Linked DNA regions of Mus musculus: region 1 is linked to region 2. A link is a loop called in an ENCODE intact Hi-C map of the cell type or tissue named here. Cell type or tissue: left cerebral cortex. All regions are shown on one strand. Links, peaks and the distances in the headings refer to the core of each region. The heading gives the core; the rest is flanking DNA.

Region 1 (14,929 bases), core at 2,355-10,354, 67 kb before region 2:
ACTCTCTCTACCCTGGTTCTTCTATGCATCAAACCAAACCTACTTGTAATACCAGGCACATACTTCCCCAGCAAAAGTCATGGGTCCCAGTTAAAACACCACTTCAAAGACGTGTTCCCTGCCCTTCCAGCCGAAAATAAGGCCCAACTCCCTCCTGCAGCCCCAGACCCTCATTTAGCACACAAGGGGCTCCTTTCTCATCATTTATTACAGTCCATTCTTTTTTTTTTTTTTTTTTTGAGTTTTTTGAGACAGGGTTTCTCTGAATAGCTCTGGCTATCCTGGAACTCACTTTGTAGACCAGGCTGGCCTTGAACTCAGAAATCCGCCTGCCTCTGCCTCCCGAGTGCTGGAAGGCGTGCGCCACCACGCCCGGCTACAGTCCATTCTTGTTTGATGATTTGGTAACTGTGTACGGTTTCTCTTTCTTCCTTTTCCTAGTGTGGCACATGGTTAGAATTTGACTCATATTCGTCACTAGGAATTTTGGTGCTTTGCTATCATGAGGGTAGTGGCGATGCCGGGGCTGGAGAAATCTTGGTGGTTAAGAGCACTGGCTGCACTTCCGGATGACCAAGGCTGGATTCCCAATGCCCATCCACGTGGTGGCCCACAAACATCTGCAACTCCACATCCAGGGGATCCGACTTTCTTTTTCTGACTTCCATGGGTGCCAGGCTCTGCACCAGGGCACAGACAGACAGATAAACACCCATAATAAACTACACATTCAAATTCAATTAATTAAAAAAAAAACAAAAACAAAGCCCGACACTTGCTGGTGCTGATGTCACAAATACTAAGGACACTACGATGTTGATTTGAGTTTATGCCTCCAGAGGCCGGCTGCAGTATGTTGTTGACCATGTCAGTTTGACCTAGACCACCTTGAGGTGTGTGTGTTGTGTATATGTATGTTGTGTTTATGTGTGTGTGTGTGTTTTGTATGTGTTTGTGTGTGTGTATGCTGTGTGTGCTATGTATCTGTATGTTGTGTATGTGTGCCGTGTGTGTGTTTTGTATGTGTTTGTATATGTGTGTATGCTGTGTGTATGTGTGTGTGCTGTGTGTATGTTTGTGTGTTGTGTGTTTTGTGTGTGTATGTGCTGTGTATATGTATGGTGTGTATGTGTGCTGTGTGTGTGTTCTATATATGGTGTGTGTGTGTATGACTTCATAGTCATCATTAAGTTCAACCCGCTCCCTGTCTCTGTGGATACCCACTCAGCAGAAGCAAAATGAGGATGTGTCAGCCATCCTCTCTCCCTTTGCAAGATGCAGGATTTATGTTTCCTAGACAAGAAATATTGGACAGGAAAACAATCTCTTGGTCCATTTAGGTACTCTCCCCATCTCACCCACTCAATCTGCTGGGAATAGTTTCAAGGCCATGCTAGAAAAGAGAGCATAAAATTAACCAGGCACCTCTGTGGGGAGGGATTCCGGCAGGGCGCCAACGAGGGCTAAAGGACAGAGAAACCAAAGCCAGGATGCCATGACAGTTTCAATTGCTCTAGTGAAGTTTTCTTTTGTTTTTGAGATTATAATGCAATTCCATCATCTCCCACTTTTCTTTCCCTCTAAACTCTCCTACACACCCCTCCTTGTCCTTTTTCAAATTCATGGCCTCCTTTTTCATGAACTGCGGCTACATGGGTATATGTATATACATCTATATTCCTAATAAAACCTGCTCAGTATGTGTAATGTTACTCTATGTCTTCAGGGCTGACTATTTGGTATCAAAGAACCAGTTGGCGAGTTTTCCCTGGGGAAGCCTACTTCTCCTTCTCTCTGTATTCCACAGTTGCTTGTAATTCTTTGTAGAAGGTTGAGGCCTTGTGATCATTTTCTTCTACCCAGTGTGACAAGTCTATTGTCCTTTTTCAGGTCATGTTAGAGAACCATATTGGTAAGATTTTATGGGTGTAGCTATTGACAATCCTAGGCACACTAGTAAAACTTTTTTGGTTTTGATTTCGGCTTTCCAGGACAGGCTTTGTCTGTGTACCCCTAGCTATCCAGATCCTAGGGAACCTCAAGTAACAGAAAGGAAAACAACCTGGAGCCAAGTGCTAGCACACACCTTTAACCCCAGCACTTAGGAGACAGCAGCTGGTGGGTCTTTGAGTTCAAGGCCGGCCTAGACTATAGAATGAGTGCCAGGATAGCCAGGACTATATAGAGCACCCTGTCTCTAAAACCCAAAGCCCGCCAACCAACCAAAACAACAGCAGCAGCATAAATACAACTGATCACTACCTACAGGAGAGCAGTGTGGCCAGTACTTAATTTATGTTCTCCCCTTTAATCCCATCTCAACCCCAGGAAATGTGAGCACAGTCCTTCTTAATGAGAGAGAGAGAGAGAGAGAGAACACAATTAGAGGCAGCTGGAAGAGCCCAGAGCAGAGAGAGAAAGAAGATTAAATGTGGTCGGCAGGCTGAACCTGGCCAAGGCTATCTGTGAGAGAGGGGGGACTAGCAGGGGCAGAGACTAGAGAAGGTATAGAGTGAATAGCAGGGATAGAGACTAGAGAAGGTATAGAGTGAATAGCAGGGGCAGAGACTAGAGAAGGTATAGAGTGAATAGCAGGGGTAGAGACTAGAGAAGGTATAGAGTGAATAGCAGGGATAGAGACTAGAGAAGGTATAGAGTGAATAGCAGGGGTAGAGACTAGAGAAGGTATAGAGTGAATAGCAGGGGCAGAGACTAGAGAAGGTATAGAGTGAATAGCAGGAGCAGAGACTAGAGAAGGTATAGAGTGAATAGGAGCAGAGACTAGAGAAGGTATAGAGTGAATAGGAGTAGAGACTAGAGAAGGTATAGAGTGAATAGCAGGGATAGAGACTAGAGAAGGTATAGAGTGAATAGCAGGGATAGAGACTAGAGAAGGTATAGAGTGAATAGCAGGGATAGAGACTAGAGAAGGTATAGAGTGAATAGCAGGGATAGAGACTAGAGAAGGTATAGAGTGAATAGCAGGGATAGAGACTAGAGAAGGTATAGAGTGAATAGCAGGAGCAGAGACTAGAGAAGGTATAGAGTGAATAGCAGGGATAGAGACTAGAGAAGGTATAGAGTGAATAGCAGGAGCAGAGACTAGAGAAGGTATAGAGTGAATAGCAGGAGCAGAGACTAGAGAAGGTATAGAGTGAATAGCAGGGATAGAGACTAGAGAAGGTATAGAGTGAATAGCAGGGGCAGAGACTAGAGAAGGTATAGAGTGAATAGCAGGGGTAGAGACTAGAGAAGGTATAGAGTGAATAGCAGGGATAGAGACTAGAGAAGGTATAGAGTGAATAGCAGGGGTAGAGACTAGAGAAGGTATAGAGTGAATAGCAGGGGCAGAGACTAGAGAAGGTATAGAGTGAATAGCAGGAGCAGAGACTAGAGAAGGTATAGAGTGAATAGGAGCAGAGACTAGAGAAGGTATAGAGTGAATAGGAGTAGAGACTAGAGAAGGTATAGAGTGAATAGCAGGGATAGAGACTAGAGAAGGTATAGAGTGAATAGCAGGGATAGAGACTAGAGAAGGTATAGAGTGAATAGCAGGGATAGAGACTAGAGAAGGTATAGAGTGAATAGCAGGGATAGAGACTAGAGAAGGTATAGAGTGAATAGCAGGGATAGAGACTAGAGAAGGTATAGAGTGGTATAGAGTGAATAGCAGGGATAGAGACTAGAGAAGGTATAGAGTGAATAGCAGGGATAGAGACTAGAGAAGGTATAGAGTGAATAGCAGGGATAGAGACTAGAGAAGGTATAGAGTGAATAGCAGGAGCAGAGACTAGAGAAGGTATAGAGTGAATAGCAGGGATAGAGACTAGAGAAGGTATAGAGTGAATAGCAGGAGCAGAGACTAGAGAAGGTATAGAGTGAATAGCAGGAGCAGAGACTAGAGAAGGTATAGAGTGAATAGCAGGGATAGAGACTAGAGAAGGTATAGAGTGAATAGCAGGGATAGAGACTAGAGAAGGTATAGAGTGAATAGCAGGGGCAGAGACTAGAGAAGGTATAGAGTGAATAGCAGGAGCAGAGACTAGAGAAGGTATAGAGTGAATAGCAGGAGCAGAGACTAGAGAAGGTATAGAGTGAATAGCAGGGATAGAGACTAGAGAAGGTATAGAGTGAATAGCAGGAGCAGAGACTAGAGAAGGTATAGAGTGAATAGGAGCAGAGACTAGAGAAGGTATAGAGTGAATAGCAGGGATAGAGACTAGAGAAGGTATAGAGTGAATAGCAGGAGCAGAGACTAGAGAAGGTATAGAGTGAATAGGAGCAGAGACTAGAGAAGGTATAGAGTGAATAGCAGGGGCAGAGAATAGAGAAAGTATAGAGTGAATAGCAGGGGCAGAGACTAGAGAAGGTATAGAGTGAATAGCAGGGGCAGAGACTAGAGAAGGTATAGAGTGAATAGCAGGGGCAGAGACTAGAGAAGGTATAGAGTGAATAGGAGCAGAGACTAGAGAAGGTATAGAGTGAATAGCAGGGATAGAGACTAGAGAAGGTATAGAGTGAATAGCAGGGGCAGAGAATAGAGAAAGTATAGAGTGAATAGCAGGGGCAGAGACTAGAGAAGGTATAGAGTGAATAGCAGGGGCAGAGACTAGAGAAGGTATAGAGTGAATAGCAGGGATAGAGACTAGAGAAGGTATAGAGTGAATAGGAGCAGAGACTAGAGAAGGTATAGAGTGATTAGCAGGAACACAGGGACCCTGAGAGTAGCTCACATGTTAAAAGAAGGGTGAGTAGTTGAGGGAGGGGAGGATCTGGGTACTGTCCATGGAGGCATTGAAATGTGTAACAAGCACTTGTAAGTAAGGACTGAGGAAGCCTGGAGGCCTGGACATTCTGATAGGTGCTACGGGTGTATATGATAGCAAGCCAGCTGTCCCTTTGCCCTAGGTAAGAGAAGCGATTCCTTTGGGTAGACAAAACCTGTCTCACAAGTTCCCAAAGAATGCTGACTTTTATCTTAACTGCCAGAAATCCATCTTTAGCCCACCCTGAGCTGCTTCTGGGTAGTTCCACTTTTGAAGTTTTGAAAATTTGAATTTCCTTTGGTCCTGACAATTATTAAGTGGTGGGAACAAGATCTAAATTCCGAGTTCTTTGCATGTGTATCTATGTGCATGTGTGATGGGTGACCACAGATGTCATAGGTCCTCTTGTCTCTCTCTTCCTGTGAGACAAGACCTATCCTTGAACCTGGCTGGGGGCTAGTATCAGAAATACTCCTCCTGTCCATCCTTCCTTCCACTCGGAAGCTATTACCTTCATAGGGTTGCTAAGAAACCTAAAGGAAATCACACGGTGATGTAAATGTTGTTGGTTTGTTGAGTTTTGTGTTTGAAATAGGGTTTCACAGTGTAGTCTGGGATGGTTAGACTCACGCAGATCTACCAGCCTCTGCCTTTAGAGCTCCGGGGTTAAAAACGTGGGCCACCATGCCCAGCCAGTCCTCTACGGTGTTTCTGAGGCTGTGGAGTAGTTTTATTATAGAAAATAACTTTTGAGTTCTTCTGGTCAGGAATGATAGACTTTTATCTATTCTGAGAAGTATGAACAAACATCAGAAAATATATCCCGAATAGAGGACAATTTGAGTAAAATCCAGCTGGCACTCTTTTCCTTGGAATGTGCCTGTCCTTCGTATTAACTTAAGGAATGGTGGTGGCTTAATTTTATCCCCCGGCTTATTACAGCCTGAGAAGACCTTGACAGGCCTTTGGAGTCCAAACTTTATACTTCCTTCGTTTCTTTCCTCTAAAGACATAAATGACTAGAATAACCAACATTAGTGGGTTTCCCAGGGGATATGACTCATGGTGTATCTTTTTTAAAAACTCACATGTATTTACTTATTTATCTTGTGTGTGGATTTGTGTATGGGGTGTTTGGGGTCACAGCGGGACTCTCCTTCTACCATGTGGGGCCCAGGAATTAAACTCAGTCCATCAGGCCTGGCCTTTCTGTTACTTAATCATCTCATTGGTCCTCTTGACATTTTTAAATTTTTTGTTTGCTTTTTTTCGAGACAGGGTTTCTCTGTATAGCCCTGGCTGTCCTGGAACTCACTTTGTAGACCAGGCTGGCCTTGAACTCAGAAATCCGCCTGCCTCTGCCTCTGGAGTGCTGGGATTAAAGGCGTGTACCACCATGTGGTTGCTGGGATTTGAACTCAGGACCTTTGGAAGAGCAGTCAGTGCTCTTACCCGCTGAACCATCTTCCCAGCCCAAAACAAAGCTTTTTTTTTTGCTTTTTTTTTCGAGACAGGGTTTCTCTGTATAGCCCTGGCTGTCCTGGAACTCACTTTGTAGACCAGGCTGGCCTTGAACTAAGAAATCCGCCTGCCTCTGCCTCCCAAGTGCTGGGATTAAAGGCGTGTGCCACCACCGCCCAGCAAAACAAAGGTTTTTTTAAACCAGGAATTTCCAGGGCTAAGGGTAAGCAATAGCTTTTCTGGATTTGGAGTATTCCCATCAGCTCTGGTTACCACACAAATTTGTTTCAAGAAATAATCTTGGGGTAAGAACAAAGGCAGAAAATAAGACAGGGTTTCTTTGTGTAATCTTGGTTGTCCTGGAACTCACAGAGATCTGCCTGTACCTGCCTCCCCAGAACTAGGATTAAAAGTATGGGCCACCATCGCCCTGGTCCTTTCTTATCTCCCCCTTTCCAGCCCCCAATAGGGTGTCTCTGTGTAGCCCTGGCCTTCCTGGAACTTGATCTGTAGACCAGTCTGGCCTGGAACTCAGAAATCTGCCTGTCTATGTTGGGATTAAAGGCATGAGCCACTACCACACACCTGGCTTCTCTCTCTCTCTGCCCTTGCTTTATCAACTGTTTCAGTCTGTCTTGTGTTGCCTATATCTAAATACTTGAGACTTGGTATGTTATGGGGGAGGAGGGTGTTTAGTTACCCTTTGGAGGCAGGGGTGGTCTGACAAACATTACACGGTAAAATCCAAAGAAGAATGTCAAGTGAATCTGAAAGTCGCCAGAACACCAAAGCTAACTTTCCATTATATCCACCAGTACACAGTAATTAAACCAGACCTGCCAGACCCAACTCATTCCCATAAGCTCTAACCTAGTCCCATGAGATGTAATACAGTCTCTAGAGAAAGTCATTGATCAACCGCAAGACTGGTGTCCCCATTACCCAGTCACTTCCTGAAGGCCCCACCTTCTCACACTACTTCATTGAGAAATGAAGCCTCAGTGTGAATTTTGGCTTAGAGCAACTAAATCCAAACTATAGCAATCAGCAAAGGCAGGACAGCAGAGCTCGCCAGTTAGATTGTTTCTTGGAATGCTATCTTCCAGGGCCAACTCCCCAGGGGCAAGCACATGGAGGTTCCTACCAAGCCACATATTGTCAATGACTGAATTCTTTGCCATCTAAGACATAAAAGTGGAGGAGAGGCCATGTCCTTGATACCATCTCTTCCTTTTCCGATGGATGATCTCAAATCACAAGAGGCGTAGAGAAAAGGGTATCCTGGGTTTATTCTGAGAACTGGTGCATCTAATTCTTTTCTCTGAAAGTCACTTTCCTCTTTATAATGAGGAGCTAGACTAGAGAGATCCTGTGAGGAACCTGAAAGGCATGTGCTTTCAAACGTTTTGTTTTATGAGACAGGGTTTCTCTGTAGCTCTGGGTGTCCTGGAACTCGCTCTGTAGACCAGGCTGGCCTCGAATTTCCAGAGATCTGCCTGCCTCTGCCTCCACAGAGTTCAGGGATTAAAGGCGTTGCACCACGACCATACTACAACTTTCAAGTGTTTCGACTGCCTCGTTCCTGCCGTATCTTCACAGTAAATAAAACTCGCATGTGACTCAAAAGGCTGCTAGACTACATTACATTAAATAATAATTATGTAGCAAATGTTACCATCTTTAGTGACCTTCCAACCCCAATATTCAAGGTGTTCCTTTAGCGGATGACTTATCTCATCAAACGTATTCAGTGGTCTGGACCCCTGAATTTTGACACAGCCATCACAGGGAAAAACCATCAAGAGGAAAATCTGCGACTGCGTGACAGCCACAGCGCCCTCAGAGTTCACAACCCCTCTCTTCTTTCAGCCGCTACGAGACCAGAGCCCGGGAATTGCCAGGACCGCCCACGGCTTGCTACCATTGGCGGCCTCCTTGCTGGCGTGACTAAGGCTCCGCCTCTTCCCCGCTGGGACCACTCTGAGGCGATCTCCGGAAGCGGAGGGGGGCTAGAAATAGGGGTCGAGAGGCATCCTGGGCTTTGTAGTCCGCCTGAGCATCTGCCGCAGGAGAGTGGAGCCTCACTCTACGGAGAACTACAACTCCTAGCAGCCCCGCGGAGAGCGAGGCGAGGAGGCCTGAGTCACGTGGGCGCTGGGCCTGGGCGGGCTATTTCTCAGTGCGGCGGCGGCGGCGGCGGCGGCTCGGGGGACCGGGGCCTTTTGTTCGGAGCGGCTGCGGGGGGCCACGGAGCGGCGAGGCCCGCGGCCTTCCCCGGCTCGCTCGGTCCCGGCCGCCCCTTGCGGGGTTGCTGGGCCGCCCCGTGGGCCGCCTGTGGCCTCAGGCGCCGCCGCCCCGCCCTAGGCCCGCCCCACCCGGCCTGAGGGGAGGAACCGGCCGGGCCTCGCCGCGCGGCCCAGCCAGCTCCGGAGTATTCACCTCTCCTCGCTGAGCTCTGCACCCGAGGCTACCCCTCGCGCCTTAGGCCGACGCCATGAAGATCAAGGATGCCAAAAAACCCTGTAAGATGGGACCGGGGACCCGTGGGTTGGGAAGACGGGCCTTGGAGCCTCTGGCGGAGCGGCCCGCTTTAAGCTCGCGACTGTTCTCGGACGCCAGCCAGGGAGGGAAGGGAGGGATCGCTGCAGCCCCAGGTTGCAGGCGGCGGGCTTCCCCACCCCCATGCATGAGGGCCAGGCTCCTGCGGTCCCCCTGCCCGCTGCTCTCTTGCTCCTGCAGATCTGGGAGGTGCACGGGAGAATCTTGACTCGGGTTTTACCAAAATGGGAGCACAGCTACCAGGCCCCTCTTGAAAAGAGGTAGTCATGGCTGTCAGATAGGGGTTGGTACACCACCTCCCTCCCATTTTCCCCAGTTTCTGGGTTTCCTGCGCGTGTCCTTGAAGTCCAGGTGGGTTCCTGGGAGTTGTCAGCCTTGCATTTGGAGCTGTTCAACGCTTGTGCATGTACTCTGCCTGTAGATAAATTAATGGCTTGGGCAGTTTAGAAAATCAGCTGGTTTTGTGTTTTAGGGAGCAGATAAACACCAAGGTTAAACATCGTATTTCAGCTATTTCGAACACATTAATATGGTGATAAATACCTCGAGCTTTTTTCTGTAGTTGTACATGCATATACATGCAAAGGTTCTAACCCTGTTATGAGAGACACATCAAGGTTCACAAGCTGTCTTTTAAATGCCTCTTATTCCTGCGGTTGGCTTGTTTATTGGCTCAGTCTTTGTGAATGTTGTTCTTTCATTCTCTACTAACTGGGCATGTGGGGATCTGTGTTCCTGTCATAGAGGTTTTACAGATTTTAGTGTTTTATGCCATCTACAACTGCGCCTAGAGGTCAGCTGTAAAGGGGGCATGAACATCTTCCCTGCCTGTTCCCATAAACCTCACAGACTCAGCTTCCAACGCAGTCCAGAAACATTTACTTAAAACGTGAGAGTTCTCAGTGCTTAAAGATGAGGAAAGAGAACTTTGCTTCAGTGACTTTTAGTCCCCTCCTTGTACTGGCTCAAAGTGCAGTGCTGCTTCCCTTCCACCTACAGGGCATGGTCCTTAAGAGACAGTGTTTGTTTGTTTTTAGATTATCTGCTTATAGAAAGCATTAATGATGCTTTCGTTTCGTTTCGTTTTGTTTGTTTGTAGACAAGATTTCTCTGCAGCTTTGGCTGTCCTGGAACTCACTTTGTAGACCAGGCTAGCCTCTAACTCAGAAACCTGCCTGCCTCTGCCTGTCTAATGCAGGGATTAAAGGCGTGTGCCACCACACTAACTTTTTACTTCAAATCTGAACCAGGGTGTGGTGGTACACAGCTTTTACCCCAACATTCAGGAAGCAGAGACGAGTAATCTCCCCAAATTCTGAGGCCAGTTGGAGTTATGTGGTGAGATCTTGTCTCAGAAAAACAAAAACAAAAAAAGGAAGTCTGAAACAGTGACCACGTTTACATTTTCTGGGATAAATTAATGCACCTTAGGCTAGCATGGTGGCTCACATTTGTGATCCCAACTCCAGTACCTTCCTTCAGTGAACTTTCTCTGCTTGTTGTAGAATTTACATTTGGTTGATGGGACTTGGTGACTTGTGCCTTTAATCCCATGAGAGGCAGGCAGATCTCTTGAGTTCAAGACCAGTCTGGTCAACAGAACTAGTTTCAGGACAGCTAGGGCTACATAAAAAGTTCTCTCTCCAAAAAAAAAAACAAAAAAAAAAAAAACAAAAAAAAAAACAATCACTTTTATCATCTAAGTTGAATTATGTGTTAATTCATCTCCAGGAAAGAAGTAAGCGAATCAGGCCCTTCTCTCCCTTGAGGAACTTGGCCTCTCTGAGTTTTTAAGAAATTTATACATGTCCACGTTGTATGTTGCTCAAGGCCCATCTCACCTTTTCCTACATGATTTCCCCCCCACCCCCTGCATCCCTTTGCCTCCCAAGTGCTTGGTTTAAAGATGTGTGCCACCACAATTGGCCCACATATTTCTTTCTTTTTTTATTAATTTATTTAGTGTATAGGAGTACACAGTCTCTATCTTCATGCACACCAGAAGAGGGTGTCAGATCTCATTACAGATGGTTGTGAGCCACCATGTGATTGCTGGGAATTGAACTCAGGACCTCTGGAAGTGCTTTTAACCGCTGAGCCATCTCTCCAGCCCCCACGTGTTTCTTAAACTTTAGGTTTTTAGGTTCTGCCTATATGTATGCTGTGTAACTGGATTAATGAGGTGATGATGATAAAGGGTGATGAATATATTTAATGTGATATGGGTTTGGAGTCAGTGCCAACCAAGTAGTAAGATACTTGAAAATTTATGTATCCTGTGCTTCTATGTAATTTGATATAGTGACTTATTAATGTTAAAAACTGTTACTTCTAGTAGATAGTAAAGTATATTAGGAGGTAACAGTTGCCAATGTAACTCCCATTAGAAATGAGAAATTTACTTAAAACAAAAATCCTCAAATCCTTCCCAGGGCATCTAATACTGAAGGTATGAAGATGTGCTATTTTGTCCATCTCAGAAAACCCAGTCCTTTATTTGTAGTGGTCAGTGAGGAGGGTGAAATTCTTTTATTCATGAATTCCAAACATTGGGGTTTACCAGTGTATTACCCATCTTAAGTTGCTAGAAAAGTCAGAAGCTGGTGATTTAGACCATTTGCTACATGATAAAAGTGGCTCATGATTGAGTTTGTCTTCTGTGCTCTTGTTGCCTTCCTCAAGCCCTTTGAATGTGGTTTTAAAAATATTTATGTTTAGTTTATGTGGATATGTGTAGGTGAGTGCATCTGTGGGGTCAAGCTGTCAGAGCAGCTCTTGAGCTGGGTTGTTAAGGCTTTGGGAGCCACCTGAAGTGGGTGCTGGGAATCTGAACTCGGGTCCTCTAGAAAATCAAAACCTGCTCTTAACAGCTGAGTTCTCTCTCCAGCCCCTGAGTACTGGTTATTTCCTGGATTGAGGAAATGAATCCCAGAACACTGCTGAGTTGAAAAGATCTCTGCAAAAGTTAGGTGTTGGGCTGCAAGACAGCTTAATAGCTTCATCACCAAGAATACAGTCCTTGGGACCTACATAGTGGAGAAAGAACTGACTCTTAGACCTTGTCCTCTTGATCTCCACATTCAAGCTGTGACAGGCATGCCCTGCTGCACATCTGCATAAACCAAATCAACGGAATGGGGTAGATCTCCCACCTCCCTCTTTTAATTTGAGCTATTGGCAGAGTAAATTCCTTTCAGTCAATTTTCTCCTGATTTTAAAAAGAAAATCATTGTGAACAAATGAAAGCTTTCATATGTGGAAAGAAACATGCAGCTTTGTTTAGCAATGCTATTACATAGCTCTGGCTGTCATTGAACCTGGCTATGTGTGTAGACCAGGCTGCTCTTGCCTCTGTGTGTGTGTTTAAATGTGTAAAAGTTGCCTTTTTTAGTTATGACATATTTGGTCCTTTGGAACAAGCAACTTGCCCAAGGAACTTTTAAAAGGCTATAGAAGATTAAAAAAAAAAAAAAAAAAGTTGTTTAAAAGTTAAGCCGGGCGTGGTGGCGCACGCCTTTAATCCCAGCATTTGGAAGGCAGAGGCAGGCGGATTTCTGAGTTCAAGGCCAGCCTGGTCTACAGAGAGTTCCAGGACAGCCAGGATACACAGAAAAACCCTGTCTCAAAAAACAAACAAACAAAAAAAAGTTGTTTTAAAGCCGGGCGTGGTAGCGCATGCCTTTAATCCCAGCACTTGGGAGGCAGAGGCAGGCGGATTTCTGAGTTCAAGGCCAGCCTGGTCTACAGAGTGAGTGCCAGGACAGCCAGAGCTACACAGAGAAACCCTGTCTCAAAAAAAAAAAAGGTGTTATAAATTATGTGTGGATGTGGATGTAACTGCTGAGCTGTCTCAAAAGCCCTGGTTTTCCTATTTTAACGGTAGTTAAAACTAATTTTTTTCTCTAAAAGATTTAATCAGTAATAATGGTTTCTTGTTCTTCCTGCTTTGACTAAATAAGACTGGTGTTACACCAGAGGAGGGACCAAGCATATGTCAACCATTTGCTACAAAGAGATTTTTGATTACCTTCCACACCTTACTACTTCATAGCTCACATTGCAGGTAGACAGAATATGCATTTTGGAATTGGCTGTTCATAACTTAGAATAAAAAACCATGAATACTCAGTCACAGCTTTAGAAAAGTTGGTGACTTACTCTCTAGTATACCCAATAAATTTCAAATATTGCTTAATCAAGCTTCCACTGAAATTTAATTTATGGTTTTAAGATTAAGAAATATTAAGTGCTAACTTGAAGTTTGCCTTCAAGAGTGTCAGTACTTTGATATTTGTAAATCTGTGAATAGAGGATTCTGGATGGAAAATTAATAAACTTTGAACTTGCAGTTTGTACTCTCAGTGACATTCATATGTGTATTTTTACACCTGTGTTTGACATGAGCCTGAGAAAGTATATAAAGGGCTGGGGGTACAGCTCAGAGGCAGAGTGTTTGCCTAGCATACACCAAGGTCCTGGGCTTTCTTACTGATCAAAACCAAATGAGACTGGAGAGAGAAGATGCAAATACTTATTATTGGCTGGATTTTGGTAAAATGATTTCTGTTCTTCCAAATTATGAAATCTAGAATCAAGAATCACTTAAATAGAACTTCTTTTGGTTAGGTTAACAGAAGAAAAAGTTATTTTATCAAGTATCACCAAAATATGTCATTAATAACATGGTATTTTAAAAATTTAAAGCAATTCAGAGGGAAATTCAAGTTCCCTTACTGAGTGTCATCTGCTCCCATTTTTAAAGTAGGATAGCCAGGTCTTGTGGCTCACACCCATAATACCAATACTGTTAAATCAGGATTGCTGCAAGTTTAAAGTCAAAGCCAACTGGGAGCATAAATGCATAATTTATAAATAAACCTATAATTCCAGGTCAGTCTGAGCTACAACATGAGATCACCCTCAAAAAACAAACAAATAAACCGGGGACAAAACATTTTTAAGCCTGAAATGCAAAAGAGGATTTGTTTAAACACTGGATATAAAAGTCTTCTGTCAGTATTGCATTAGAAACATTACTGGGGATGGGGCAAGGAAATGACCTGTAATATTACAAACGAAACCTCCCTCCTTTTAAGCCATTCATTAATCATGAATGAATTTCTGAAAAAATTCTAGATTTTATGAACTGAAAGTAGCACTTAATCATACCACATTCTTTTTACCTAACGGAGCTGCATATGAGTGCCTGCATGCACAATATCTGTGCTTGGTGCCCATGGGCGTGGGGGGGGGGACGACTCGGATCCCCTTGAGCTGGAGTTCTTGGAACTTGTGAGCCACCTGGTGTGGGTGCTAAGCTATTAAATCAAGATATCTGGAAGAGCAGCAAACACTACCTATTATTTGCTGAGCCATCTCTCCAGCCTCCCAAATCTAACTCTTCAGGTAATACAGTCTAGCACTGGAGCGAGGGCCCAGAAATCTGTAATTTTCAAATAATGCTTAAATTGTTTTGATTTTTCTGTTTGCTAGGTGCCTTTAATTTATAAATGCCTAATTTGTAATTTTGTCTATTTGTCCCATATTTTCCTAGTTGAGAAACCCTTCTGGTATTCAGCCAAACTACACTTTCTTATGCTTGAAATTATCTATAGATTCAAGACTAAGTTTCTTATTCTAGCACGCAAGATCTTTTGTGCTTGACTATTTTCTCAGATGGAATCTTTCTCCTAGTTCCCTTAAAAAAAAAAAGGAATCAAATCCTAGTGATATTCAGTTAGTTTAAATTCTTGTCAGTGGGGCAGTGGTGGTAGTTGAGGCTAGCCTGGTCTTCAGGGTCAATGAGTTTCAGGATAGCTGCCAGCTGAGTCACATGATAAGAATGTAATGATTGAATAGGGGCACCTGTTGGATAAAGAATTAAACCCAGTGTTTTGGTAATCATTTAAGTTTTTAGGAAAATATACAGATAAAACTGAAAGAAAGGGTGAGTTGCATGCAGAAGGTAAGACTTACATCAACGTAAGTGTTAACTAAGCGCATGATTCAGAGGAAATGAAGTTTGTGGCTAATTAAGCACTCATTCTAGTTTGTTTTCCTACTATATATTTTTTTTCTTCCTTTTTTCTTTTAATTTCCAGCTTTCCCATGGTTTGGCATGGACATTGGAGGAACGCTAGTAA
Region 2 (14,065 bases), core at 1-8,000:
GGTTCTCTATGGGAGTGCGTGTTGGCAACCGTGTAATTCTGTACACGGTTACAAAGATTGCTAACAGACATAGTGGTAAAACAACTGTGTAAAATAAAGCTTGTACTCTGGTTGAGAATTTCCATGCCAGAAAACTACAAATAGCGACAAGGAAACAAACAAAAAGAGCTGAGTTAAGTGGGTTTTGGTGGTCTGCTTTTTTTGGTTTGTTGTGAGAGTCTCGTGTTGCTGAAGCTGGTCTAGAAATCCTGCTTCTCCTGCCTTCACTTCCCAAAGGGCTGGGCTATATAGGATCAGCTCCCATGCCTGATCAGTTTTAAATTTTTATTTATCAACTTCTTATTCATGCTTTTCACAATCTAAAGATTTCCAATAGAAAATGTCAGTTACATATAATCCTAAGTCTTAAAAATCTCTAATAACCTTGTAACTTTTTAAAACTTGTATCTTTTAAAATAAACCTATACACAAACACACAGAAGCCACTGTACTTGACTTCATTCAAATTAACATTTGAATATAATCAATGTAACACTTTTTCTTTCCTGCCTTCCTTCCCTGATCCTCTTGCCTCCCACAGAAAGTGATGGAATCAAGGCGCGCACCACCACGCGCAGCCACATGCAGTTTTATCTGGAGCTGGACTGCACCCACGGCCTCACACAGGCCGGCTCCTGAGCTATAGCCCAGGCTGGCCCTGCACACACAGCCATCTTCCTGCTTTGCCTTTCGGGGCTAGGACTACAGAGGTGAGCCAGCCTGACAAGTTCTTGGCAACTTTTCTTTACTTGATTTATACGTGTGTGTCTTCCTTTCTCCCATGATTCCTAGGCCTGTGGGAGCAAGGAGTTACTACTACTCTTAGCTAGTCCTGGGAGACCAAGACGGAGGACTGCACAAGTCTGAGAGCTACAGGCCACAGAGCACAAACCACGCCAGCCAGGGCTGGACTGTGAGACCTGGACTCAAATAAAGCCAAAAGCAGACACATTTTGGTACAATCACCTTTACTGTTTTGAGGTTTTGTAAAACCTCACATTATAAAAATTTGTAAAAATAACAGCTTTTGAGAAAACTAAGATTAGAAGCAGATTCCCGAAAATCTACGGATTCTTTAAAAGTGGCATTATCGTGACAGCAATCATGTATGAGTGCTATCGGTGTGAAAAAGCTTTCTGTGAGTACTTTAATAAATGTACTAAGTGGCTAGGCTCTGGAGGCAGAGGTAGAGGCAGAGGATCTATGTGAGTTTGAGAACTGGTCTACTTATGACAGCTCCAGAAAGGTCAGGGCTAAATAGAAACTGTGCCTCAAAAACAATACTAAATACGTTTCTAAATCTTAAAAACACATAAAAAAGACAGAAAAGCAATAAGAAAAAACTGAGGCAGCCGTGCTTATGAGAACATGGGTAAAACACCTCCTGCCAGAACCATCCGGTACGTGCTTTCAAGGTGGAGTATGTGGCCCAAGAACTAGGGCAAGGCGGCAGAGTGAAGTTATGGCACACAGCACTTTAGTCCTTTGATGCTCCCTCCCTCCCCCCCTCTCCCTCTCTCTGGTTTTCCGAGACAGGGTTTCTCTGTGTAGCCCTGGTTGTCCCGAGACTCACTCTGTAGACCAGGCTGGTCTGGAACTAAAAGATCAGCCTGCCCTTGTCTCTTGCACACAGAGAAGTTTGTTTTCACCACAGCTGTGGATTTATTTCCCTTACTTCCTTCAGCAGCGCACAAGCACTTGACAAAGCTATCTGAGCACAGCTGCCTCCACACAGATAATAAAGTGCTTCAAAGGACTGGTCAGACGCCTGAGATGAGGACTTGGAGCGGTGCCTGTGCAATCCAGAAGGAAGTACACACACTGGAGAACAATGAATGAGGCAACATGCTAGGCTGTGTCATCAGCAAACCTGAAAGGCAGGCCAAAGAAGCTGAAGGTAGGCTTTCTTTAAAACAAACAAACAAACAAACTACATTGATAAGCATTGCTGGACTGTAAGGCTATTCAAATGGTGGCATGGTAGTACACACCTGTAAACCCAGCCTGAGAGACACAGAAGAAGAAAATGCACTTCAAGATGGAGGCAGCCCAGCCCAGAAGCCAGCCTGGTCTGTATAGAGAGGCTGTTGGATGGGGAGGAGGAGAGGCAGAGAAAGTTTCGCAACATTAAATGAAAAGAACCCCAAAAGATGCTATAAAGCATAACACAAAACTGCAAAATAAACAACTTCATTGCAGAGGAGTTAGGAATCAGTGAGTGCATTTTAAAACATCCCTGTTAGTTGCTCCTGAGAAACTGTTTCTTTTACAGTAGTTAAAATGGTTTTAAAAACAAAAGACATTCCTTTGACAGCATGGACATAAGCCTTTGAAGAAATCTCAACTTCCAAACCATTAAACCATCGTAATGAACCACTTAAAAGGGGTATCATAATAAACTACTTAAAAGGGCCCTGGGAAGCCAGTGCCGCCCCACTTTCTCCAGCCTAATGAGTCCTAACTTGCCTTATGCAGGAAAACTGATTTCTAAACAAACTCCTCTTCTCAATTCTTATAGCACGTACTTCTAGAATCTTCAGTAACAACAACAACAGCAACAACAAATTATTTGAAAACATCCGGAGCACTTACCCTTCGAAGAATATTCAGCCTATACTTCAATTTTAAATTTTCTTCTCGTAACTGTTCCAAACTTGGAGAAGCTTCCAAGCAGCCACAGTTCTTCAGCCGGTCGATCTCAGCAGTCAGAGCCTTAATCTCCCTTTCCTGTAAGGGAAAGGCAACTTTTCCAGGTCAAACAAATGCTTCCCGGATAATGGCAAACCTTACCACAGACTTCCTCATTTCGCTCTCCACAACATGTGGGGTAGAAAAATGAGAATGGACTTTGCAATGATTTTACTGACGTCAGCAATCATCCTTTATGAGATGGAACTGAGTTCACATGTGTGTGCTGGGGATGAGGGACTGCGGGGCAGAGAATATAACTCAGCCAAGTGTGCATGGCAGTACACATCTCCAGTCCTAGCAGTTGAGAGGCTGTGAGTTGAAAGTCCAGGGCCAGAGTCAAACACGGAAGTCTCTTCTTTAGCTAGGTGCATCCTGATTTAGTCAGAGTACAAGTTTCTGGCTTTACTACCTGTGTTGCTAAATCTAATGACTTGGGACTAAAAAAAACCAAACCAAATCAAAAACGACAAAACAAACCAACAAACATCAGTAGGAGTTGGGGACTTGCACCCCTCAGTGCTGCTTGCCACACATAGGCCTTGGCTCTGGGTTAGATCCCGAGACAAAAAGGAGTCAATCCATCTTTTGTCATATTCGAAATCACTCAAGTGTCCGTCTTTGCCTTTTCTGGGTCTACGTAAACTTCATATATATATGGTTTTTTTTTTCCCCATCTCTCCAAGATCTGCTACTATTCACTGGACTCAGCAGTAAAGAGCTTGTCCATTTATTTTGCACCTCGGGGATGATTTGCATAAAAGCAGTTATTGTCCAGGGAAGACTTAGACAAACTGAGTTCCTAACGCTAGTGTCTAGGCCCGAAAAAGAAAAGGGGCTGGTCTTACTTTCGTTTTTCAAAATTGTGACACTGTTCCAGACCAACACTGGCGGCTTCTTGGGAAGTTTCCGGCTGGGTCTCAGGGCACACCTGTCCTGCTCTAACCTGGCCTGGGCGACCAGCAGAGTGAGCCTCGCTCGCTGTCCACCCTCTCTTCTCTGAGTGACAGTCGCACGACCCGGCCAAGAGGAAAGGGCCAGCGGAGCAGCAAGGCTTCGCAAGCCCCGAGGTCCCGGACTGGGGTCGCCGCGGCCGCCTGTGGAAGCCACTGCGGACTCTGCCCCGCCGCCGCCCGCTCCAGAGCCCTCCGCCCCGCCCAGGGACAAACCTGCTGCAGCAACCGCGCGGAGCACTGAGCCACCAGACCGTCCATCCTCTCGTCAGCGACTCACATGCCAAGCGGCCGGAAGCGGAAGTGTCTAGTTTGGGCCGGAAACGGAAATTCCTACCCGGGTAAGTCACTGTTTTTGGTTTTTCAGGGCGCGCCCTCTGCTGCCCCCTAACGGGATCCAGGAGACACTGCGAGAGAGGCGGGGAGCAGGCCAAAGCAACCTACCCTCTGCTTGGAGGCATGGCGCGGGCATGGGCACAGAACCCATCCCTCTTTTGTTTTGATTTTTTGTGTTTTTTGTTTTTGTTTTTTTCGAGACAGGGTTTCTAGCCCTGGCTGTCCTGGAACTCCCTCTGTAGACCAGGCTGACCTCGAACTCAGAAATCCACCTACCTCTGCCTCCCAAGTGCTGGGATTAAAGGCATGCGCCACCACTGCCTGCAACTCATCCCTCTGTTAAACAGGCATTTTTGTTGTTGTTCACATTAAGGTGCTAGATACTCTCTCCAGGATGTGAAGATGTTTAGAATGTATGATAAAAAAAGGTCCTTAAACTAATGGAGACTGCCTGAAAGGGGAAAGAGAAAACAATGGCTTTCCTTTTCATTGTATGTGTAGTGCGCGCGTGCACGCGCACATGTGCATGTGTAGACTTTTTGTATTCCACTCTGACCTTTGACTCTCCATCCTCCTGCCTCAGCCTCCTTACCAGGCAAACAATGTTTTAATTACCAAGAAAGGAAGGTGGTACAATGACTTGAGCCAGGCAGCCTCTTGGAGCATCTCTCAGGCTCTTCTGTTCGTTTGAAAGATGTAGCCCAGGGTAGTCTTGCATTTAGCTGAGCTTCTGATCTTTTGTCTTGAACTTCTGATCTTTTTCTTTCCACCTTCCAAGGGTCGTGGTAACGTGGTTTTACCACCAAGATGGATTTAGTTCACGTTAAAATTTACTTATCTTCATCCTAAACAATAATATCTATGAATCCATGGGCTGAGTGTGTGGGCTAAAGATGCTACATATTAAATAAATATAGGACTTGAGAGGTGGCTCAGTGGTTGAGAGCACTGGCTGTTTTTTTTTCCCCCAGAGGTCCTAGTTTGATCCCAGTATTCACATGGCAGCTCACACTCACCTATGAACATGTAGTTCCCTGGGATTTGATGCTCTCTCCTGGTGTGCAAGCATACATGCAGACAAAACACCCATATACATAAAATAGATAAACTTTCAAAAACAATCAACATATTATTATAGATAATAAAGAATGCAGCCATATCTACCTGTGTTTTCTTTTTGCTAGGTAGAGCGGGCTGGCCTAAAACTCAAGCATTTCCTGTGTTCTGGGATTACATCTGCTGCCTCTCCGGGCCTATAGTTTTCTATATTGTCACCAGTGGTACCTATACCCACTTTGAGAAAATGCTGCATTAAGGCACTTGGCTATCACCACAGCACATAAAAAAATGTTAAAAACACACACACACACACACACACAACACTGTGATTGCTGTGAATTCATTCCAGCCTGAGTTAGTGAGTTTTAGGACTGTAGAGTAAGGACCTGTCTCCAGGTAAGCAAGCAAACAAGCAAAAAAAAAAAAAAAAAAAAAAAAAAAAAAGGAAGAAGGAAGGAAAAAAAAGAGGTCACAAGCCACTGAGAAACGCCTATGTTCCCATTGCTACACAGCCGGATTGGAAGGACTTCGACTTTCCTTCAGTCAGTCAGTAATTGTCATGTGTTAGGGAATACTGTGTCAGGAGCTGAAATGGTGAACAGGTGTGTCTGGTGCGTGAGATATGAAACCTAGGGAATCAGATACATATGGTTGGCCAGAAGTACATAACGTCAAGCCTGCTATTTCCAATTAGCTTCATTTACCCACTATCCTATAGTTGGCAGAAATTGATGGCTATCCTTACCATATTCCCATTAATACATTCAGTTAGCAACGTGCTCTGGGGATAGCTGTACTCATGGTATGGGTCAAAGATATGGAAATGAGTTATTCCAGAAGCATCTAGAATATAACAAGTAGAATATAGACTTCACTACTGTGGCTTAACATTGCGACTTAACTTATAACAGTAGAGAGTGACTCTCAGCACCGTGGATCTACAGCAGCGGATGCTGGATCTCAGTAATTCGGTCTACAATAGCAAACACTGGATAAACAATGCAGGGCTTTAGTTTCCAAAGTCTTGTCTTTAATTCTTTTCTTCCAGTGCTGGGATTAAGCCCAGGGCTTTGTGTTTGCTAAGCCACACTACTATTCTATTGAGCCACATCCCCAACCCCAAAACTTGGTCTCTTTCCTTTTGTTTCTTTCCTCTTCCTCCTCCTCTTTCTCCCCTCTCCTCGACCCGCCCCCCCAAGGTTTCACTAAGCTAGCCCTGGATATCCTAAAACTTGCCATGTAGAACAGGCTGGGCCTGAATAGTACAGGGATTAAAAGCACATATCAGAATGCCTAGCTGAGAAAGACCCTTTCTTTATAAACAAAACAAGACCTGCGGTTAAGAGCCCTTGCTACTCTTCCAGATGACTAGAGTTTCTGGCACTCATGTGAAATATAGGTGGCCCATGACCCCTCTATAACTCTAATTCCAGGGGACAAAACTCTGCTGGCCTTCATGGGCATCTTTGGATATACATATAAATAAAAGGAATCTTTAAAAACAAACAAGGCCATCTTAGACTACAGTATAAGTTTGAGACCAAGCTGATGTCAATATGCAACCAAATAAAATAAAATAAAATTCACATTGAGGTGGAGAGGTGACTCAGAGGTTAAGAGCACTGATTTCTGTGCCAGAAGCCCCGGGTTCAAATCCCAGCACCCACATGTTAGCTAACAACTGTCTGTAACTCAGTTCCAAGAGGACCCAATGACCTCTTCTGGTCTCTATAGGCATTGCACCCACATGCAGGGGTGCACACATCTGTGCAGGCAAAATACCCATACACATAAAATAGAAGTGAACATAATTCTATCCATCCATATTCATCCACCCATCTTTAAAAAAGCACACAAAAAAAGTCATGCTGATAATCCTAGAAAGGCTATGGCAAGACAATTGTTTTGAGTTTGAGGCCAGCCTGAACTACACAGTGTGACCCTATCTCAGAATAACAAGACCACAAGATCATAATCGTACCTTCTGTATAGGATATTGTAAAGATAACCCAGCTAAAAATAAACTTTTAGTGATTAGAGCTGTGGTGAGGGGAAAGATGTGATTCTATGGCTCTTGTGTAGCCTTTGCACTTGGTATGCTTAGGTACCTCCTTTTAAAATAATAAAACTAGGCTTAAACTTTGTTTTAGTTTGAATTATGTGTACTTGTGTGTGTCAGGCTATGTGCATAGGAGCATGAGTGTATGTTATGGCTGGTTGTGAGCTGACTGACGTGGGTGCTGGGCACCAGTCATCAGTTCTCTGGAAGAGCAGTAGCATTCTTAACTGCTGACACATCTCTCAATGTCCCATTAGTCATTTATTTATGTGCATTGTGGGTGCATGTCTGTCTGTGCACCATATGCATACTTGGTATGCACAGAGACCAGAAAGGGTCTCAGATCCCGGAAACTGGAATTACATATAGCTGTGAGCCACGATATGGGTGCTTGGAATCAAATACTGTTCTCCAGGAAGAGCAGCCAGTGCCTTTAACTCCTGAGCCATCTCTCCAGGCTCAGTTTTTAAGGACAGGTTTTCATACTGCTGAGAAGGTCTCAAACTCCTGCGTCCACCTTGCAGGTTCTGGAAACACAGACATACACCACCAGACCTTAGGTTCCCAAAGAGCTGAGCAGTCACTTTTATCTAACGGACAAATAAGTATAACTCGAAAAATAAAAGAAAAAGGAAAACAAAATTTCCCCCCCCAGGATTTGGAGCTGAGTGAAATCAGGGACATAATAAAAGTGAAGATGTGAAAGGGACAAATGACAAGAAGCTCTTTCTTAAAAGGCCACTTTATTGTTAGAGATAGATCCAAATGCGGTTCTCCGCAGCCCTCCCCTCACTCCCACAGCTGCGTCACTGGGCATCTGAGATGGGCGTGGCCTGGGCGTGGCCTGTCACCAGTCCGGGCGGTTCAGCCAGCTCCAGGCTACCTGCTTCCGGTCACGGTCACGTGGCCACATGAAAGACACATCACAGCTCACAAAGATCCGCGGACAGTCTTCGAATTCCCCCACGATTACTGTACATCCTTGTCTTTGTATTATTGTACAAAATAACGTTAACCAGGGCAGGCTAGCTGTGCTGTGCCACCCGCGGGACCTCCTTTGAGGATTGTCGCCCCTCAAATACAACTTTTTTTTTTTTTATTATTGCAGGGAAACCTCTGAAAGTTGTTGCTGTACAAAAAGAAAACTCTAGACAGTTTTAAGACTAGCAGCCACTTAATGCTGCTTTAGTTCATTTAAATTCTTTCCCAAAAATACATTCCTAAATATACAAACTATACAATCTTGTCATTTTAATGCTGGTTTTTTTGTTTGTTTGGTTTTTGTTTTTGTTGTTATGGTTGCTTTGTCATTTTTTTTTTTAAATAATAACAAGAAAACCTGAAATTTAAAAAAAAAATCTGTCTTCAAACCAACAAGAGCGCTCGGGGACTTGTGACTCAGTACCTTCATATAATGCCTCATAAATAACATTAGTCACAGTCAGCCTTCACAGCTTGGTCTGCACGCGCGCGCACGAGACAAAGGAAATACTTTTCTGGTGGTTAGACGTCATCTGCAGAGAGAGCTGGGATGTTCATCCGAGGCCGGGTGAAAAATGCCATTTTCTCCCTGTGATGGAAAACAGGTGTTTCAACCTCACTGAACACATAGGTATGGACAGGATAAAGCCCTGCTCAGGGTCAGGGCATCATGTATCCCAATCACACAGTCTGCCACTGAGAGACACCTCTACTATATACTGTAGGATACTTAGTGATAGCTCTGGCCACTATTAAATGCTGTTAGCATGCCTGAACTCTGGCTGTGAAATCTGAAATCTATGAACCCTGAACATGGTGATACATGCCTCTAGTCCCAGCAACTTGAGAGGCTCAAGACAAACATAGCTTGGGTCCGAGATTTTGAGTTCCTATCCACATAGTCCCATCTTTAACAACACACACACACACACACACACACACACACACACACAGTCAAATATCTTTGCAGCGAGTGACATAGGAGACAAAATCATGCTTGACCCATTAGCATGATCAATACAGGAAACACATACATATACATATGCATATATGTGTGTGTGTGTATGTATATGAACATTGGTTTATTTTTGTTTTTTGTGTGTGTTTGAGGCAGGGTCTCATGGAACACAGGTTGGCCTTGAACTCACACTATAGTGGATGGAGGATGAATCTAAATCCCTTTGTGTTGGAAGGCCCACACCAAATGACATCTGTGACCCTCCTCTGACACGTGTAGGTCCAGCAAGGCAAGCACCCAGCTGTGATTCTATTAGGCAGGCTAGCAAGCCGAGGCAGGAAATTAGGTGAGCATCCATTGCACGCCACTCCCCTCTTTATCACCAGCCAGGCCCCTGCAATTACCAGGTACCGAAAAGGCTGAGAGGAAAGGATAAGGCAGGTGGTTCATTCATTAAACAAGAGGATCTCACAAACTGGGCTGAGCTGTGTGGGGACTGGTCCCAGAGCACCACAGTACTCACAGCATTATGGGAGCCTGGCAGAGGATGAACATCTGTTCCCATGTAGGCTACAGCTCTGCTAGCAACAGGGGCATTCAGTGCCCAGGAGCAGGGAACACGAGGCCAGCAAAGACGATAAAGGCCAGGCAGCTGGTGGGGTAGCGGAAGGCATGAGACTGGGATTATCCACTCACCTGAAAGACTGCACTTCTGGGGGCTCCTTACAGCTCTGGCCTCGAAGCCTGTGCACATCCTTGGCAGCAGCTCTCATCATCTTGTCGGCTTGCAACTCACTCTTGTGCTCCCCACGATCCACCTGGGAGGTAAGGCAAGCAAGAGTGTGAGGTGGGAGAGAGTCCTCTGGCCTGCAGGAGGCGCTGTTAGCAATGCAGAGTCTGTACCATAGAGTCGGCATTGTGTAGAAGGCATTGTGTAGGGTTATATTCACATCATCCACCGATGACCACTGAGGATTGAGGCAGGGAATAGAAGCCCTTCCTGTGCCTGAAGGAACTGTGACAGGACACGCCTAGTGAAGTGTGTTTCTTACCTGCTCCTCAGGCACTTGGGAGGGGAGATTTTACAGTAGCTTTGATTTTACAGACCAAGAAAATGACTCAATTTTGTTTGTTTCACTTTTGATTTTTGTTTTTAAATTTTTATTTAAAAAAGAAATGCGTTCAGTTTTATGTATATGAGTACTCTATCTGCATGTATACCTGTGTGCCAGAAGAGTGCATCAGATCCCATTACAGATGGTTGTGAGCCGCCATGTGGTTGCTGGGAATTGAACCCAAGAACCTCTAGAAGAACAGCCAGTGCCCTTGAAAAGGTCAGCTCAGGAACTTTGGGAAGGTAATGAAACACTTGCCCTTGCTGAAGGGCGAGACTAATTAACATTTCTCAGACAACAGGGTGGAACCGACCTGCAGGTGGGGACACATTCTGCAGGACTGACCATTGCCCACCTTCAGACAAGGGAAGTCCTTGTCACCTCATTCCCTAAAGACCAATCAGTTTAAAGGGTGCCCTGTTCCGCCAATCATATTGTGCCTAGATGCTGATGCCCTGGAAACCATATAAAAACTCCCCAAATGGGTGCTGGGCGTCGCCACCTCTTCTCTGGGTCTCGATGACCCCAGTGCAGTGGAACAATAAATTCCTCTTGGTTTTTTTTTTTTTTTTTTGCATCCATCCCGGCTCCATGTGGTTCACTCAGGGGGTCCCCAGTAAGCTAAGGCTCCCTGGAGTCTTACACCCTTAACCACTGAGCCATCTCTCCAGCCCCTTTCTTTTGTTTGATAGATTATTTTTTTTGGTTGTTGTTTTTATTTTTTGTTTGTTTGCATTTGAGACAGGACAGGGTTTCAGTCTAGCTTAGTCATCTAGACTAGAATTCGGTATATGGTTTACGTATTGAATTACGAATTGTAATTCTCCTGCTTCGCCCTTACGTGCATGGCCCACCTAGATAAGGTGCTTGCTGTATCTGATGAAGGACTCACGGTGAGTGGGGTTGAATTGTAAGCACTCACATAAAAAAATATCAACAGAAACACTTGTAGAGCGAAGCCCTCAGGGCCCCCCTCCACAGTGGGATCACAGGATGCTGAGAGGCAGCCAGCCAGTGGTACTCACCTTCTTCTCCAGCATCCTCAGTAGCAAGCGGAAGCGCTCGTCTTCACGCAGCCACTGTGGCAGCTCCTTCTCCCCGTGGTTCTTGGCTTGCTCCAAATGCTCCTTCAGCTCCTTCAGCACTGAGATCTCCTGAGTCAGCTGGCTGTGCCAGGTCCTCGTGGCCTGCAGGTCGAGTTCTAGGTCCAGCGAGGTGCGGATCAGACGCTCTGTGCGCAGGGACTTGACGGAGGAAGGCTGCGGGGGTGGAGATGATGTTCATGCCTGCCAGAGGGCTCAGCCCAGAAACCCACAGATCCCAGTCCTCTAAACCCCAACCCCCGCCTTCCTTTATGTGCAGACACCCTTTTCTTACTGCGAGAATATACTCTCTAAGTCACACAGGATGTGCACCACGTACCAGGGACTCCGTTGTCATGCGGCTCCAGTTCCCCTTTCACAACAGCCCTCCAGGGGCCTGCGTGTTAGTGTCTACACAGCCGGGGCTCTAGGTTAGAGTGTGTGGAGTGTGGTGGGAGAGCTGAGATTCCCGAGCAGTGCTGACTGCATTTGCATTCTGTGAATGGTGTGGGGTGCTAACCTGCCCTCGGATTGTCTCAATGCATATTACACTGGGCAACGTCTGGACTGTGTGCCTCCAGTAGCCAGACTCTGCTCAAGAATTCGGTTATCTGGGACACACTGCAGCAAGTTTTTGTTGCTGATTTTTTTTTTATTTAAACTTTTTTTTTTTAAGAGATGTTCTGTTTTTTTTTAAACTTTATTTATTTATTTATTTATTTATTTATTTATTATATGTAAGTACACTTTAGCTGTCTTCAGACACTCCAGAAGACACACTGCAGCAAGTTTTTGTTGCTGATTTTTTTTTATTTAAACTTTTTTTTTTAAGAGATGTTCTGTTTTTTTTAAACTCTATTTATTTATTTATTTATTTATTTATTTATTTATTTATTATATGTAAGTACACTTTAGCTGTCTTCAGACACTCCAGAAGAGGGCGCCAGATCTCTTTATAGATGGTTGTAAGCCACCATGTGGTTGCTGGGATTTGAACTCTGGACCTTCGGAAGAGCAGTCGGGTGCTCTTACCCACTGAGCCATCTCACCAGCCCGCTGATTTTTTTTAATTAAATTTTTTTTTTTTCTTTTGGGGGTAGGCTACAAGGATGGAGGGCTGATATGGAAGAACTAGAAAATGAGTGGGACTGGGGTGCATGATGTGAAATTTACAAAGAATCAATAAAAATCAATAAAATCAATAAAAATCAATAAAAAGAGTAGGGCAGTGGTGGCGCAGGCCTTTAACCCTGGCACTTGGGATGCACAGGCAGGGGAATCTCTATAAATTTGAGGCCAGCCTCATCTATAGAGAAAGTTACAAGACAGCCAGGGCTACACAGAAAAACCTGTCTCAAAAAGAAGCAGGAGGAGGAGGAGAAGGAGGAAGATGAGGAGGAGGAGGAGGAGGAGGAGGAAGAGGAGGAGGAGGAGGAGAAGGAGGAGGTTTAGCTATGTGGCAGGAACAGTGTTGTGAGAAGGGGCAAGAGACCTGCTGGAATTATTTCAGGGTTTGGACCAATCCATTCCCGAAGGCAGTCTCACAGCCTGTGGACTTGCTAAGTTGTATTATTGCTTTAGTTTGTTTTGTTTTACGGTGTGAGCCTTTGCACACACTAGGCAATCACCCTCTCAGTGACCTCTAGGGGCTATGGCTGCATCTCACAAAGGCCTGAATGCGAAAATAGCCGTAGGTCAGAGCGGCGAGAGGTGAGTGCATCGTATTGGGTGTCTCCCCCATCTCTCGCATCTTATCGCCTTGAGACGGGGTCTCTCACTGCACCAGGACTTGACCTTTCGGTTGCCTGTCTAATGAGACCTGTGTCTCCACCTCACCCCTAACGCTGGGGTTACAGACAAACACAGCCATGTCTGGCTTTTTATGTGGGGTTTCAAACTTGAGTCCTCATGCTTATAAAAGGAGTGCCCTCACCCACTGAGTCATTTCCCCAGCTCGACAGCAGAAATGTAGGGACAAAAAAATGTGGAGGTTCTAGAGTATTTTTCCAGAGTGAACATCTGTCTGTCTGTCTAGTCTATCATTGTGTGTGTGTGTGTGTGTGTATGTACACCCAAGAGTGACCATATGTGCATGCATGGTGCATGTGTAGAGGTAAGAGGACAACTGTGTGAAGTTGGTTCTTGACTTAGACTTTTCCCTGGGTCCCCAGGAACTCAGGTCGTCAAGGTCACACAAGCACCTTTATCTGCAGAGCCAGCCCACCCACCCCGTCCTACCCACTCCCCTTTTCCCTGACACTCCAGCCTATCCATAAGCCTTCCCGAAGTGAAGAGCAGCAGGCACAGAAGGCAGGCACAAAAGGAGCTTTAAGGCGGCTCTTACCCGCTTCATCCTGACGCTGCGCCGCTCCAGGGAGTTTCGCACAAAAGGTGGCTTCTTGGACAGCGTAGAACTATCACTGTCACTGCGGTTTAGCTGCAAGAGAGAAAGCAGAGGAAGTCAGGCATGGGAAGAGTGTGTTCTGGACACGGCTCCCCCCACCCCCACAAAAAAAAAAGGGTCCAGTGGGAACAGGAAGAGATCACCTCCCCAGATTCCACCCAGGCTCTGAGCTTCCTATTCCAGGCTTTGCTCTGGACTTCCCATCCCTTTACGGTGACCACTGGCTAAACATGCACTAGGCGTGGTGCGTGCCGTTGTCTCCACATGACCCTAAATTAGATGAATCACCTTGGGGTGATGAGTCACCTTGGGGTATCCTCACAACACTGTGCAAGGACAGTCACCATGTTACGTGCAGGGCATAGAGGCTCACGAGTCACAGAACCCACCC

What was found. Peaks named below come from ENCODE experiments on the same cell type or tissue, not always from the same donor. Only the 100,000 strongest peaks of a DNase experiment are listed, where the experiment ranks them.
Region 1: a loop joins it to region 2, with 3 times the contacts of the local background. A loop is called at or near these places in 20 of 42 quality-filtered maps.

What each region holds. Positions count from the first base shown.
Region 1 is chr11:35,761,199-35,776,127 of GRCm38, forward strand. Pank3 (pantothenate kinase 3) reads left to right here and starts at 8,297. Exons shown (of 7, transcript NM_145962.2): 1 at 8,297-8,749; 2 at 14,888-14,929. The coding sequence starts at 8,722. In left cerebral cortex, for the core only: no CTCF peak of the experiment used is centred there; DNase peaks (open chromatin) are centred at 7,201, 8,231 and 8,818; H3K4me3 peaks cover 2,111 bases; H3K27ac peaks cover 1,427 bases.
Region 2 is chr11:35,830,541-35,844,605 of GRCm38, forward strand. It overlaps Rars (arginyl-tRNA synthetase), which reads right to left and starts at 3,988. Exons shown (of 15, transcript NM_025936.3): 1 at 3,897-3,988; 2 at 2,632-2,766. The coding sequence starts at 3,941. It overlaps Wwc1 (WW, C2 and coiled-coil domain containing 1), which reads right to left. Exons shown (of 23, transcript NM_170779.2): 20 at 13,615-13,707; 21 at 11,214-11,447; 22 at 9,770-9,891; 23 at 7,859-8,704. The coding sequence ends at 8,638. In left cerebral cortex, for the core only: CTCF peaks have their summits at 4,060 (motif pointing left) and 6,791 (motif pointing left); DNase peaks (open chromatin) are centred at 1,765, 4,022 and 7,990; H3K4me3 peaks cover 1,436 bases; H3K27ac peaks cover 1,026 bases.